Linked DNA regions of Homo sapiens: regions 1 and 2 are each linked to region 3. A link is a loop called in an ENCODE intact Hi-C map of the cell type or tissue named here. Cell type or tissue: heart left ventricle. All regions are shown on one strand. Region 1 has its middle 14 kb from the start of CYGB. Region 2 overlaps ST6GALNAC1 (ST6 N-acetylgalactosaminide alpha-2,6-sialyltransferase 1). Region 3 has its middle 4.4 kb from the start of MXRA7.

What was found. A loop is a pair of places that touch in the nucleus more often than their neighbours do. Peaks named below come from ENCODE experiments on the same cell type or tissue, not always from the same donor. Only the 100,000 strongest peaks of a DNase experiment are listed, where the experiment ranks them.
Region 1: a loop joins it to region 3, with 3 times the contacts of the local background. A loop is called at or near these places in 33 of 110 quality-filtered maps.
Region 2: it touches region 3 in a loop (2.1-fold over the local background); 11 of 110 quality-filtered maps call a loop at or near these places.

What each region holds. Positions count from the first base shown.
Region 1 is chr17:76,521,572-76,525,571 of GRCh38, reverse strand. No RefSeq gene overlaps it. Among named protein-coding and RNA genes, the nearest start is that of CYGB, 14 kb to the left of the region's middle. RefSeq lists a silencer at 3,382-3,539. In heart left ventricle, a CTCF peak has its summit at 2,298 (motif pointing left); DNase peaks (open chromatin) are centred at 441, 711 and 2,281; H3K27ac peaks cover 1,002 bases.
Region 2 is chr17:76,621,730-76,625,729 of GRCh38, reverse strand. It overlaps ST6GALNAC1 (ST6 N-acetylgalactosaminide alpha-2,6-sialyltransferase 1), which reads left to right. Exons shown (of 9, transcript NM_018414.5): 9 at 203-967. The coding sequence ends at 400. Among named protein-coding and RNA genes, the nearest start is that of ST6GALNAC1, 20 kb to the left of the region's middle. In heart left ventricle, a CTCF peak has its summit at 1,656 (motif pointing right); a DNase peak (open chromatin) is centred at 1,669.
Region 3 is chr17:76,713,415-76,717,414 of GRCh38, reverse strand. It overlaps a transcript of JMJD6 not described here. Among named protein-coding and RNA genes, the nearest start is that of MXRA7, 4.4 kb to the right of the region's middle. In heart left ventricle, a CTCF peak has its summit at 2,392 (motif pointing right); a DNase peak (open chromatin) is centred at 2,414; H3K27ac peaks cover 2,244 bases.

The sequences.
Region 1 (4,000 bases), 190 kb after region 3:
GACGGGGTTTCAGCATGTTGGCCACGATGGTCTTGATCTCCTGACTTCAGGTGATCCGCCCACCTCGGCCTCCCAAAGTGCTGGGATTATAGGCGTGAGCCACCGTGCCTGGCCTGAACCTTGACCTTCTACACCTGAACACCGGAGGCTGCGCACAGGCAAAGCTGAGGGCCCGGCCCTGCTGCTCAAGTTACATGCGGTGGATCAGCCCTTGGGTGTTTGAGAAAGGAAGACTGCTTTCATCAGCTTTAAACCCCCAACACCTTCCCTGAGCTCTCAGCTCCCAGACCCCTTCCTCAGCCCTCTATCCTTCACCCCATAGTCTGCTGGGTCAGGCCTGCCCAGCCCCCACCCGACGATGGAGGCGGCAGCAGCAGCAGCTCCCTGAGAAGGGACCAGGAGGTCACCAGCCCCGGGTGGGCTGCAGGAGAAGCAGGAAACAGCCTCTGCCCCTTGGGAGTCCTGCGGGCTGCCTGGGAAGACTCAGCTGACACGCAGGAAGAGTCTTGTCTCCCAGACCATGAACTCCTTGAGTGCAGCCTCCGCCTTTGTCTCCTGGGCCTGGCACAGGGGAGGAACTAAGTAGAAATCCAAAGAATCAATAAATAAACACTCTTAGAAAGCAAGACAAATACCCGGCACGGGCCAAGAGTGAGCTGTGTGAACTAAAACAGTGCAGGGCAGAGAGGACAGTGCGGGCCCCGCCTTTCCAGGGAGGCAATGCCAAAAGACAGCGTGCTGGCTCTGGGCCCACACTCCATCTCTCACTGCTATGTGACCTTGGGCAAGTCACGCAGCCTTTCTGAGCCACAGTCACCTCTAACTTATGCGGTCTCTTCCTGCCTCATGTTCACTGCAGGAGTGAACATGAAGCCTGCCTTGCAAGGCAGGTACGAGGAGGAGGAGGATGGACGCCACAGTGCAGGGGACAGTGACTGTCAGGCCATCAGGGCCACGTCGGAAGGCAAAGCAAAAGAAATAGAAGGAACCAGCTGGGCGCGGTGGCTCATGCCTGTAATACCAGCACTTTGGGAAGCCGAGGCAGGTGGATCACTTGAGGTCAGGAGTTCCAGACCAGCCTTGCCAACATGGTGAAACCGTGTCTCTACTGAAACCCTGTCTCTACTAAAAATACAAAAATTAGCCAGGTGTGATGGCGGGCGCCTGTAATCCCAGCTACTCAGGAGGCTGAGGGAGGAGAATCACTTGAACTCAGGAGGCGGAGGTTGCAGCGAGCCGAGATCACGCCATTGCACTCCAGCCTGGGCGACAGAATGAGACTCCGTCTCAAAAAAAAAAAAAAAAAAAAAGAAAAGAAAGAAAAGAAAAAGGAAAAGAAAAGAGGCTGGGCATAGTGGCTCACGCCTGTAATCTCAGCACTTTGGGAGGCTGAGGCAGGAGGATCACGAAGTCACGAGTTCGAGACCAGCCTGGCCAACATGGCGAAACCCCGTCTCTACTAAAAATACAAAAATTAGCCGGGCGTGGTGGCAGGCGCCTGTAATCCCAGCTACTTGGGAGGCTGAGGCAGGAGAATCACTTGAACTCAGGAGGCGGAGGTTGCAGTGAGCCGAGATTGTGCCATTGCACTCCAGCCTGGGCAACAAGAGCAAGACTCTGTCTCAAAAACAAAAAAAAGAAAGAAAGAAAGAAAAGAAAAGAAATAGAAGGAACCCAGGAGAGCTTCTAAGTCCTGGGCCCAGGGCCCCTGGTGGGCCCAGGCAAGCCAGAGCTGGAACCGGAGCCAATGGGGATCACAGAGCCATGGGCCGTAGGGACTATCAGAGGAAAAGGGGCATCTGAGGTCGGGGGTGAGGGAGACGATCAGGGAAGAAAGGCCCCCCTCCTCATTTCATACCACTTGGCTTGAGAATGGTGAAGGGGCTTCTGAACTCATCAAAACTGGAATCCTTCGAGAATGTGGCCCTTCTGGAAGGTTCTTCCTGCTCTCCATTCCCAATAGAGAGGACACTGGCAATTAGCGAATCAGCCAGACCCGGGCTGGGGATGCTACTTGGACCTGGGACAAACAGGATACCCCAGAGGCCTTGCTGGGGGAAGGTGTGGTATTCTGGGTGGGCTATGCCTGGGTGCAGGGGACTAGTGGGTAAGGAGCAACGTCTCGGCTTTGGTTTTGTTCTCTACACCCAGAGTTAGCTATCTCGCCCAGGAGCTGAGCAAGTGGGTCAGCTCCCCGGGCGAGCTGGGGCTGTGAGCGACGCGGGTGTCACGAACCCAGGTGCGCGATGGCTTCTTCCCTGGCAAAACGGTCCTGGCGGCGCAGCCCCACAGCGTCCCCTGCTGGCCGCGGAGGGATCCTCACCCGGGAGCCGCCTCCTGCGCCGCGGATCCCATTACCCTCCTGGGGTGACCACTTGCTCCCTCACTTTCGGGAGCTGCAGCCGCGCTGCAGCCTGAGACCGAGGAAGCTGGAGGAATCCCTTCCCAGTTTATTTGCAGGAGAAGGAAGTGGGGGATTCTCTGTGCAGCCTTGTACACACTCAGGAAAATGTCACCCCCATAGTTGGAACCAAGTGGAAAAAGTTAATAAATGGTCAATTTTTTTTTAAAGAACGCCTGTAATCCCAGCACTTTGGGAGGCCGAGGTGGGAGAATTGCCTGAGCACAGGAGGTCCAGGCTACAGTGAGCTGTGATCGTGCTACTGCACTCTAGCCTGGGCAATAGAACAAGACCCCATCTCAAAACATAAAATAAAGTAAAATGATTTTATCTGGGCCGGGCGCAGTGGCTCGCCCCTGTAATCCCAGCACTTTGGGAGGCCTAGGCAGGAAAATCATGAGGTCAGGAGATCAAGACCATCCTGGCTAACACGGCGAAACCCTGTCTCGACTAAAAATACAAAAATTTGCCAGGCGTGGTGGCACAAGCCTGTAGTCCCAGCTACTGGGGAGGCTGAGGCAGGAGAATCGCTTGAACCCGGGAGGGGGAGGTTGCAGTGAGCTGAGATCATGACACTGCACTCCAGCCTGGGCGACGGAGCGAGACTCCATCTCAAAAACAAAAAAGTAAAATCAATTTCTCTTCATCATTGATATTTTTGTTTTAACATTGATTTTTTTAAGTATTGTATTTCAATATTATTTCTCTTGATTACTAGGCCCCTTAAATTTTGGGCCCCAGGCCAGCACCTCACTCGCTGCACCCTATTCCAGGTTCTGTCTTATTGTAGTGTCTTACTGTAGCACGTTCATGGGACCTCAGCCAAAGAACACTCATTTTTAAATCTTATTTATTTATTTATTTGAGACACTGTCTGGCTCTGTTGCCCAGGCTGGAGTGCAGTGTCGCGATCACAGCTCACTGCAACCTCAAACTCCTGGGTTCAACCGATCCTCCCTCCTCAGCCTCCCAAAGTGCTGATATTATAGACATGAGCCACCGTGCCCAGCACACACTCCTCTTGACCTCCAGAGAGTCGCCCCCACCCACCCACAGGGCAGCAGGTTTCATAGTTGCTCATTGGATGCCTTTGGTAAAAGAATTGATTGCAGCAGAGTATGAGTTTGGACTTGGCCCTTAGGGCTGAAGACACTGGGGCAGGAGCTTTTGGTGGCAAGGAGCAAAGGCCTATTTGGGCTCCCAGAGTGAGGGTGGGGAGGCTGGGCACGGCAGCTCACGCCTGTAATTCCAACACTTTGGGAGGCCGAGGCGGGAGGATCACCTGAGGTCAGCAGTTTGATACCAGCCTGACCAACATTGTGAAACCCGAGGTCAGGAGTTCGAGACCAGCCTGGCCAATATGGTGAAACCCGTCTCTACTAAAAATACAAAAAAATTAGCCAGGCGTGGTGGTGAGCGCCTGTAATTCCAGCTACTCAGGAGGCTGAGGCACGAGAATCACTTGAACCCAGGAGACAGAGGTTGCAGTGAGCCGAGATGGCACCAGGGCACTCCAACTTGGGCGACAGAGTGAGACTGTCTCAAAAAACAAACAAACAAAAAAACAAAAAACAAAGTGAGTGTGGGGAGTGCACAGTA
Region 2 (4,000 bases), 92 kb after region 3:
GGGTGCCCACATCTGCTGGGAAAGAGGGTGGGCATGAGTATGGGTGCATGCAGTTATGCGTGCGTATCCAGGGACCTGCACCCAGACCCCTAGGGACGGAGCCAGGGAAAAGAACCCCCACCCCTCAACACAGAATTAGCCATGAGAAGAAGCCTGGGCAACAGCAACTACAGGCCGTGTTTCTCCTCCAACCGTGATGTAGGTGAGTGCTTATGGCTTCATCACTGAGGGCCATGAGCGCTTTTCTGATCACTACTATGATACATCATGGAAGCGGCTGATCTTTTACATAAACCATGACTTCAAGCTGGAGAGAGAAGTCTGGAAGCGGCTACACGATGAAGGGATAATCCGGCTGTACCAGCGTCCTGGTCCCGGAACTGCCAAAGCCAAGAACTGACCGGGGCCAGGGCTGCCATGGTCTCCTTGCCTGCTCCAAGGCACAGGATACAGTGGGAATCTTGAGACTCTTTGGCCATTTCCCATGGCTCAGACTAAGCTCCAAGCCCTTCAGGAGTTCCAAGGGAACACTTGAACCATGGACAAGACTCTCTCAAGATGGCAAATGGCTAATTGAGGTTCTGAAGTTCTTCAGTACATTGCTGTAGGTCCTGAGGCCAGGGATTTTTAATTAAATGGGGTGATGGGTGGCCAATACCACAATTCCTGCTGAAAAACACTCTTCCAGTCCAAAAGCTTCTTGATACAGAAAAAAGAGCCTGGATTTACAGAAACATATAGATCTGGTTTGAATTCCAGATCGAGTTTACAGTTGTGAAATCTTGAAGGTATTACTTAACTTCACTACAGATTGTCTAGAAGACCTTTCTAGGAGTTATCTGATTCTAGAAGGGTCTATACTTGTCCTTGTCTTTAAGCTATTTGACAACTCTACGTGTTGTAGAAAACTGATAATAATACAAATGATTGTTGTCCATGGAAAGGCAAATAAATTTTCTACAGTGAAGATGCAACTAGTTGTTACTCCATGGATAGGGACCAGTTTTGCACATGGTCCCTTTCATTCTTCTATTCTCCCCATTAACCTGCTTTCTTTTTCAAACCCCCATGACGAGAATTGAGCTAAGCCAAAGACATTTCAGTTCACCTTACCCTTTGAGCTCTATCTGCAGGATTTGGACTCTGGAGCCTGGAACAACCCTAACAACTCTAAACAGAATAAAGTGGCCAGGCACGGTGGCCTGTAATCCCAGCACTTTGGGAGGCCAAGGCAGGCAGATCACTTGAGGACAGGAGATCTAGACCAGCCTGGCCAACATGGTGAAACCCCGTCTCTACTAAAAATACAAAAGTAAGCCGGGCGTGGTGGCGGGCGCCTGTAATCCCAGCTACTTGGGAGGCTGAGACAGGAGAATCACTTGAACCTGGGGGGCAGAGTTGCAGTGAGCCAAGATTACACCACTGCACTCCAGCCTGGGCGACAGAGCAAGACTCCGTCTCAAAAAAATAACAAAAATAAAAATAATAAATAAATAAACAAATAAATAAATAAATAGAATAAAGGACCCTCGGTAGGAGAGTGGAAGGGAGAGAGGGGAGCTTCGCTTTAGATTTCATGGTTAGGGAAGGAGGGGACCAATGGGACAGGGATTTGCTTTGCACTAAAAGGGTGCAGTGCCAGCTCCGGGCGGCAGGTGGCGGCAGCTCGGCGCCCTGCTCGCGGCGCCCTGTCCTCCGCGGCACCCCAGGCTCCTTACTTCAGCAATAAAAAGCAATAAATGCTTTTCCCCCACAAAGCTCTAGTCACAACGACTTTGACAGGGTGGACATCACATCAGGTCAGAGCAGGAGAGAAAATGAGTAGCCATGGGCAGAGAGCCCCCTTACTCCCATATTGGCCTCCTCAAATTTAAACTCAGGCTACCTAAACTTAACGACTGAGCCTCACCGAGTGTTACTCGAGTCCAAAGTAGAATATACTGATGGGTTAGATCACTCTGCTAGTATAAGCCAATAGAATTAGAAAAGATAGGTCAATTAGAGGCATAAGGATTGGAAAAGAAGAGGAAAACTGTGATAAATAGGCTACATATTATAGTAAGTTAGCAGGATATAAGATTGGCATACGGAAATCAGTAACTGTCATAAACATAAATGATAATCAAGTAGAGGATGTAATGTAGAGAAAACCCATTTACAAGAGCAACAAAGTCTGTATGAGGAAAACATTAACACTCCTGAAAGACACAGAAGTAGACCCAAATAAGCCAAGTCATCTTTTGTTCTTGGAAAAGATGACTCAATATCATAAATATGTCAGTTCTCCTCAAGTTAATTAATAAACTTAGTGCGATTCTAGTAAAATGCCAAAACATTTTTTCTAGAGCCTAAACTGATACACACATTCATACGGAAGGATAAAAATGTAAGAAGAGCTAGGAATACCTGCGAAAGAAAAGCTATGAGAGAGGTCTACCTCTACCAAATATTCAGACATACTATAAAGTCTCTATAATTAAAACAGTGTGGTACTGAAGCAGGAATAGACAGACCAGTGAAATGGAACAGAAGGTCCAGAAATAGACCCAAGCATTGTGATTAATGGTGCTCAGACAGCCAGGTGGTCATTTAGAAAGAAATCAAACTAGGTCTGTAACTCCCATCAACAATTAAATTCCAGATGGTTCAGAGATCTAAATGTAAAAAAATGAAATGACAGAGGCCGAGGCAGGCGGATCACAAGGTCGGGAGTTCAAGACCAGCCTGGCCAATATGGTGAAATGCTATCTTTAATAAAAATACAAAAAATTAGCCAGGCCTGGTGGCGCATGCCTGTAATCCCAGCTACTCTGGAGGCTGAGGCAGGAGAATCGCTTGAACCCAGGAGGCAGAGGTTGCAGTGAGCAGAGATCGCGACATTGCACTCCAGCCTGGGCGATAGAGCAAGACTGTCTCAAAAAAAAAAAAAAAGAAATGACAAGAGTTCTAAGAATTCATGGGTGAGTAGCTCTTTGACTAGAACGTAAGAAAAAGATTTCTAACTAGGACTCACAATCCAAAGGCAATACCAGACTGGTAAATTTTACTACATAAAATTAATAAAATGGGCCAGGCGCGGTGGCTCACGCCTATAATCCCAGCACTTTGGGAGGCCAAGGTGGGCCGATCATGAGGTCAAGAGATTGAGACCATTCTGGCCAACATGGCGAAACCCCATCTCTACTAAAAATACAAAAATTAGCTGGGCATGGTGGCGTGCACCTGTAGTCCCAGCTACTCAGGAAGCTGAGGCAGAAGAATTACTTGAACCCGGGAAGCCGAGGTTGCAGTGAGCCAAGATCACGCCACTGCACTCCAGCCTGGTAACAGGGTGAGACTCTGTCTCAAAATAATAATAATAATAATAAAATGTTGCATGGTGAAAAAAATCACCAGGAGGTCAAAAGACAAATTAAAAAGTGGGAGAAAATATTTGCCACATATATCACAGATAAATGGTTAATATATATATATATAGTAAAGGACTTTGAGGAAAATAGACCAAAAACCTAATAGAAAAATAGGCAAAAATATATATATATATATGAACAGCAACTCCCCAAAAAAGATGTAAAAATGATTCTTAGACATGTGAAAAAAATGTTCAGTTTGACTCATAGTGAGAAATGCAGGCCAGGCGCAGTGGCTCACACCTGTAATCCCAGGACTTTGGGAGGCTGAGGCAGGAGGATCACTAGAGGCCAGGATTTCAAGACCAGCCTGGGCAACATAACAAGACCCTGGTCTCTATTAAACAAAAACAAAAACAACAAAAAAAAAAAAAAAGAAAAGAAAGACTTTAAACAAATTAAATTTAGAAGGTTTTTTGAGCAAAGAAACAATGAATCAGGCAGCACCCTGAACCAGTAAAGGTTCAGAGAGCTCTACCCAGCAACCTGGGTAGGCAGTACTTATAGACAGAAAAGGGAAGTGATGTACAGAAACAGCTGGATTGGGCCAGGTGTGATGGCTCACGCCTGTAATGCCAACACTTTGGGAA
Region 3 (4,000 bases):
AGGTCTTTGATGTGCTGGTTGAAGTGTTAAGAGAGGTTGTTGGAAGATAGTAAAATACTGAAGTTGAAGCTAGGCATCGTAGCTCAAGCCTGTAATCCCAGCACTTTGGGAGGCCAAGGCAGGAGGATCACTTGAGCTCAGCAGTTCAAGACCAGCTTGGAGAATATAGTGATACCCTGTCTTTAAAATATATATATACATGTTTTAATACTGACGTTCATAGGGTTTTGAATGTCTGAAGCCCTTGACTGCTGAAGGTGACATTCCTGTTAACGTTTTCTCTCCCAGCAGCTCAGTCTTTCTTAAATGCATGGGGGAAGTGCAGGACCCGCAGCCCTCCTATCGCGTGGCCTCCATTCTCTGTGGTTTAGCTGAAATTCCATGGGGAAATTCAAGTGACTTACTCAAGTGAATTTATCAAACTGGAATGTGCATTTCTCAACCCTCGATGTCCTTTCACAGCCATACTTAGACTCTTCCTGCCTTTTTAAATTGTTTCTATTATTACATATTTATAGATTTATATCTGCACTTGATCTGTGACTTTGTAATTTGTAAGAAAACTCTGGAGAAAGCCCTGCCATGACTTCCACGTGGGGTCCCGGGGGTCCTGCTTTTAACATTGCCTTCCAGCTTTGTACCCAGCATGCTGTCTACGTGCTGATTACAGGCAGTTGTGCTTTCCTTGGCAGGATTAGGGACACTTGTGGAGGCCGGGCTCACCCCTGAGCAGATAAAGAGACTCTCCCTGAGGTGCTTTCAGCGTAAGCTTTTGGCAGCCACCCAACTCAGTTCTCGCATCTTCTGCTCCTACCTTCTCCTCTGTCTTCTTTGAATTTGGATATTCCTTCCCTGGTCCAAGCTCCTATCTTCGGTCAAATGCTGTTTTTACTGCTTCCTAAGGATAGATTATCAAGAAATTTAACAGCTCGGCCAGCTCAGTGAAACACTGAAGCTAATGGGATGTTGGGTAAGAAGGTTCTGTGCTGTCTCATTGAAAACCGAGCCAGTCAACCACAAGGCTGGCAGGGTGTGATCCTTGTAACGTCTTGTGTCTGTTACCTCACGGATGTCGGTAAGGAGTTTCCACAGAGCCAGCTGTGTACCACAGAGACTGAGAGTGGTGAGTGGACTTTGTGAGCCAATTATGTGTCGGAAGGACTTGGAGTCTGCCCTTCTTCCTGTATGTCATCATCAGCCCACAAATGCATTCAGTGGCAGTGACCCAGCACCATCACCATCACCCACTGCTCAGTCTGTCTTAGGATTCCTTATCTTTTTCTCCATCATCATAGAGACTGAAATTTCAGGGGTGTTTTTGTACAGTGTATTTTTTTGTGGGGGGGTGATACATTGGGGTTTTTTGTTTGCATAGAGTGGGAACGGTGTGCAATGTGCTCTTACCACAGAACTTAAAGTATGAATAGGCTCCATTCTTCCGCACCATGGGATCCATAAGAAGTGCTCACTTTGCGAGGTACTCTGAGATTAGCGTTCCCCATTTGTTTGACCTACAGACGTTAAGTGGGTGACTTGTGTTACACACGGGGAGTAAATTCAGAGATGGCACCTGTAGTCTTTGCAGTCTGTTGATACTTCTAAATAACTAACTGGATGACTTTTTGGGGATTGACCAGCAGATGCCATCTCTTGCCCTCTTGATTCACCTGCTTGCCTTAATTTGTCCCTAAATTCAACTAAACTTCAATAAGAGGGGTTGTCAAGGCCATGGGGCGCACTTGGAAGCACTGCCTGGGCTGGAGCGTTGGAGGCATTGGCAGGCAGGTGGGAAGGAGCTCTCACTGCAGTGTTCACAGGCAGGGAGGCTGTGTGTGGATGTGTTAGAATTGTGTGCTGTTGCCTCTCAAAATATCCACTAGAAACAGGTGTAACCAGGAAAATACAGGTCTCTGCTCACTGTTATTAACAGACTGTCATTTCCTGACATTGGGTCATGTGGCTTTACTCTAGGAGGCTGGTTCTCTATTTTTGTCTTAGTTCAATTTTCTGCATCCTCAAATGCCAACCCCAGTATGTGGCTGGGTAGGTAGAACTGTGCTGCCTGCCTGCCATGGGGGCTGCTCTCCCTCCTTACCCCCACGCCCACAGCCCCCTTGGTTCTGTGGTGGGCACAGGATGTGTTTGGGTGTGAGTAAAGTCAAACTCTGAATGTATAATCTCTTGGTAGTAATATCTGAGTGGTGTTGCTACTCCTGCTTTTTAAAAAGACTTTTCTTGCCATCTATAAAAAGCTTTTTTCTTTTTCCCAGCATTGCTCCTGTGCTGCCACGCTTGCCCTTTTTCCTTACCTTCCTTTCAGTTTTCTATCAACAACTCCTCTAAACTTCAGTTTAAAATAAAAAACAGCCCAAAAAGGCTCTTTGCCACCAGGGGGCGTGGTAGGACACGTTGCCAGTGGTCTGGATAGGGGAGCAGAAATTTTGAATTTTAAAAATTAGCCACCAAGGCCAGGTGCAGTGGCTCACACCTGTAATCCCAGCACTTTGGGAAGCTGAGGCAGGGGGATTGCTTGAGTCCAGGAGTTCAAGACCAGTCTGGGCAACATAGTGAGATCCCATCTCTCAAAAAAATAATAATCTAGAAAATAAAGATTAGCCACCCAGTTTTCTTTCTCCAGATGCTAAAGTTGATTCCTGTTTGATAACAGTATTCCAGAAATGAGGGGAATAACATATCTGATAGGCCCAAGTCAGCTCTGGATAGTACAGTGTCTGGATAGTACAGATTCTGTGCTCCTGGGACATGCTTTGTTTATTCCTGCCAGGCCAGGGATTCAGCAGCCCTATTCCCCAACCCCCGTTACTGTCTCTGTGGGCTAGCCAGGCTGTCCGTTATGTAAGCACAACAGGGGCAAGGTGGGGAAACCGTGTGTGGAAAAGGAGTGGAGTGGTGGCGGGTGGCCAAGGTAGACTAGGAAGAGTGGGTACCCAGAGACCACTTGTTCAGAAGTTAACTCCTCTTCCCATCTGGCGTGAGCTACTCCATTGAATGGTGCCAACAACAGTAAAGTGAAGGAGATAATGTTAGATTATTTTCAGGGATGATTCTCCAAGATGACAGCAGATCTTAAAACCAAAGAGCTGGGTCCTGGAAGAAGGGATCTTGGATTATTAACTTCTGATGGAAGGACCAGAGTGGGAGAGAGAAGAGTTGGGGACCTAGAACATCAGGAGGACCCTGGGTCTTTGGGGATGAGGCTTCACCATCAGCTGGAAGAATCCATGCTTCACACACATGCCTCTGCCATTAGTGGTACTGGGATGTTTAGGGTGACATCCTTGAGGGGAGAGCCACTGAAAAGAGGGACATTCACATTTTGCTGTATTCTTGCAGCTGTCCGTGTCTTAATAATTCAAGCGTTCAATAGGTGTTTGAGGGCCAGGCACTGCTCTTGAGGTGCTGGAGATAACGGTGACAAGCCCAGGTCCCTGACAAGCTCCACAAGCTTAATGGACAGTGAATGTGCGGCTGTTGCGGCTGTTCACAGGGCCGCTGGTGAGGGCAGGTAGAAGAAAGTGCAGACCTTCTTAAATGCAGGTGTAACGGATCTACATGAAAGAGCATAATTAACACCAATGTATACTTAAGGTAGTAACAGCTTCTTCATAAAGTAGCAAAACTAAGGATCTGTGGGAAGGTTGCTGGTGCAAATGCTTTATAAGCTTACTAGAGACTGAGCCTTGGATTTAGGACTTTAGACGAGTATAGGATGGAACAAAATTTTTGCAGTAAATGTAAAAAATGCTGTGTAGGAGGAAGGCGTATAAGGATGCCCCAGCTGTAGGTTCTTTAGATTGTCTGTAGTATTTCCACGAGTAAGTTGTTTTTGATGTGTGTACTGGTATTGCTGGTAGATTTGAAGTGGAGTCTGGCGGCTTCTTCCACACTCCCCTCCCACTAGCTTGTGTCAAGATGTGACATCCTATGCAGCAAAACTAGGTGAGCTTGCACCCCCAGGCGGTGGCTCTCAACTTTGTCT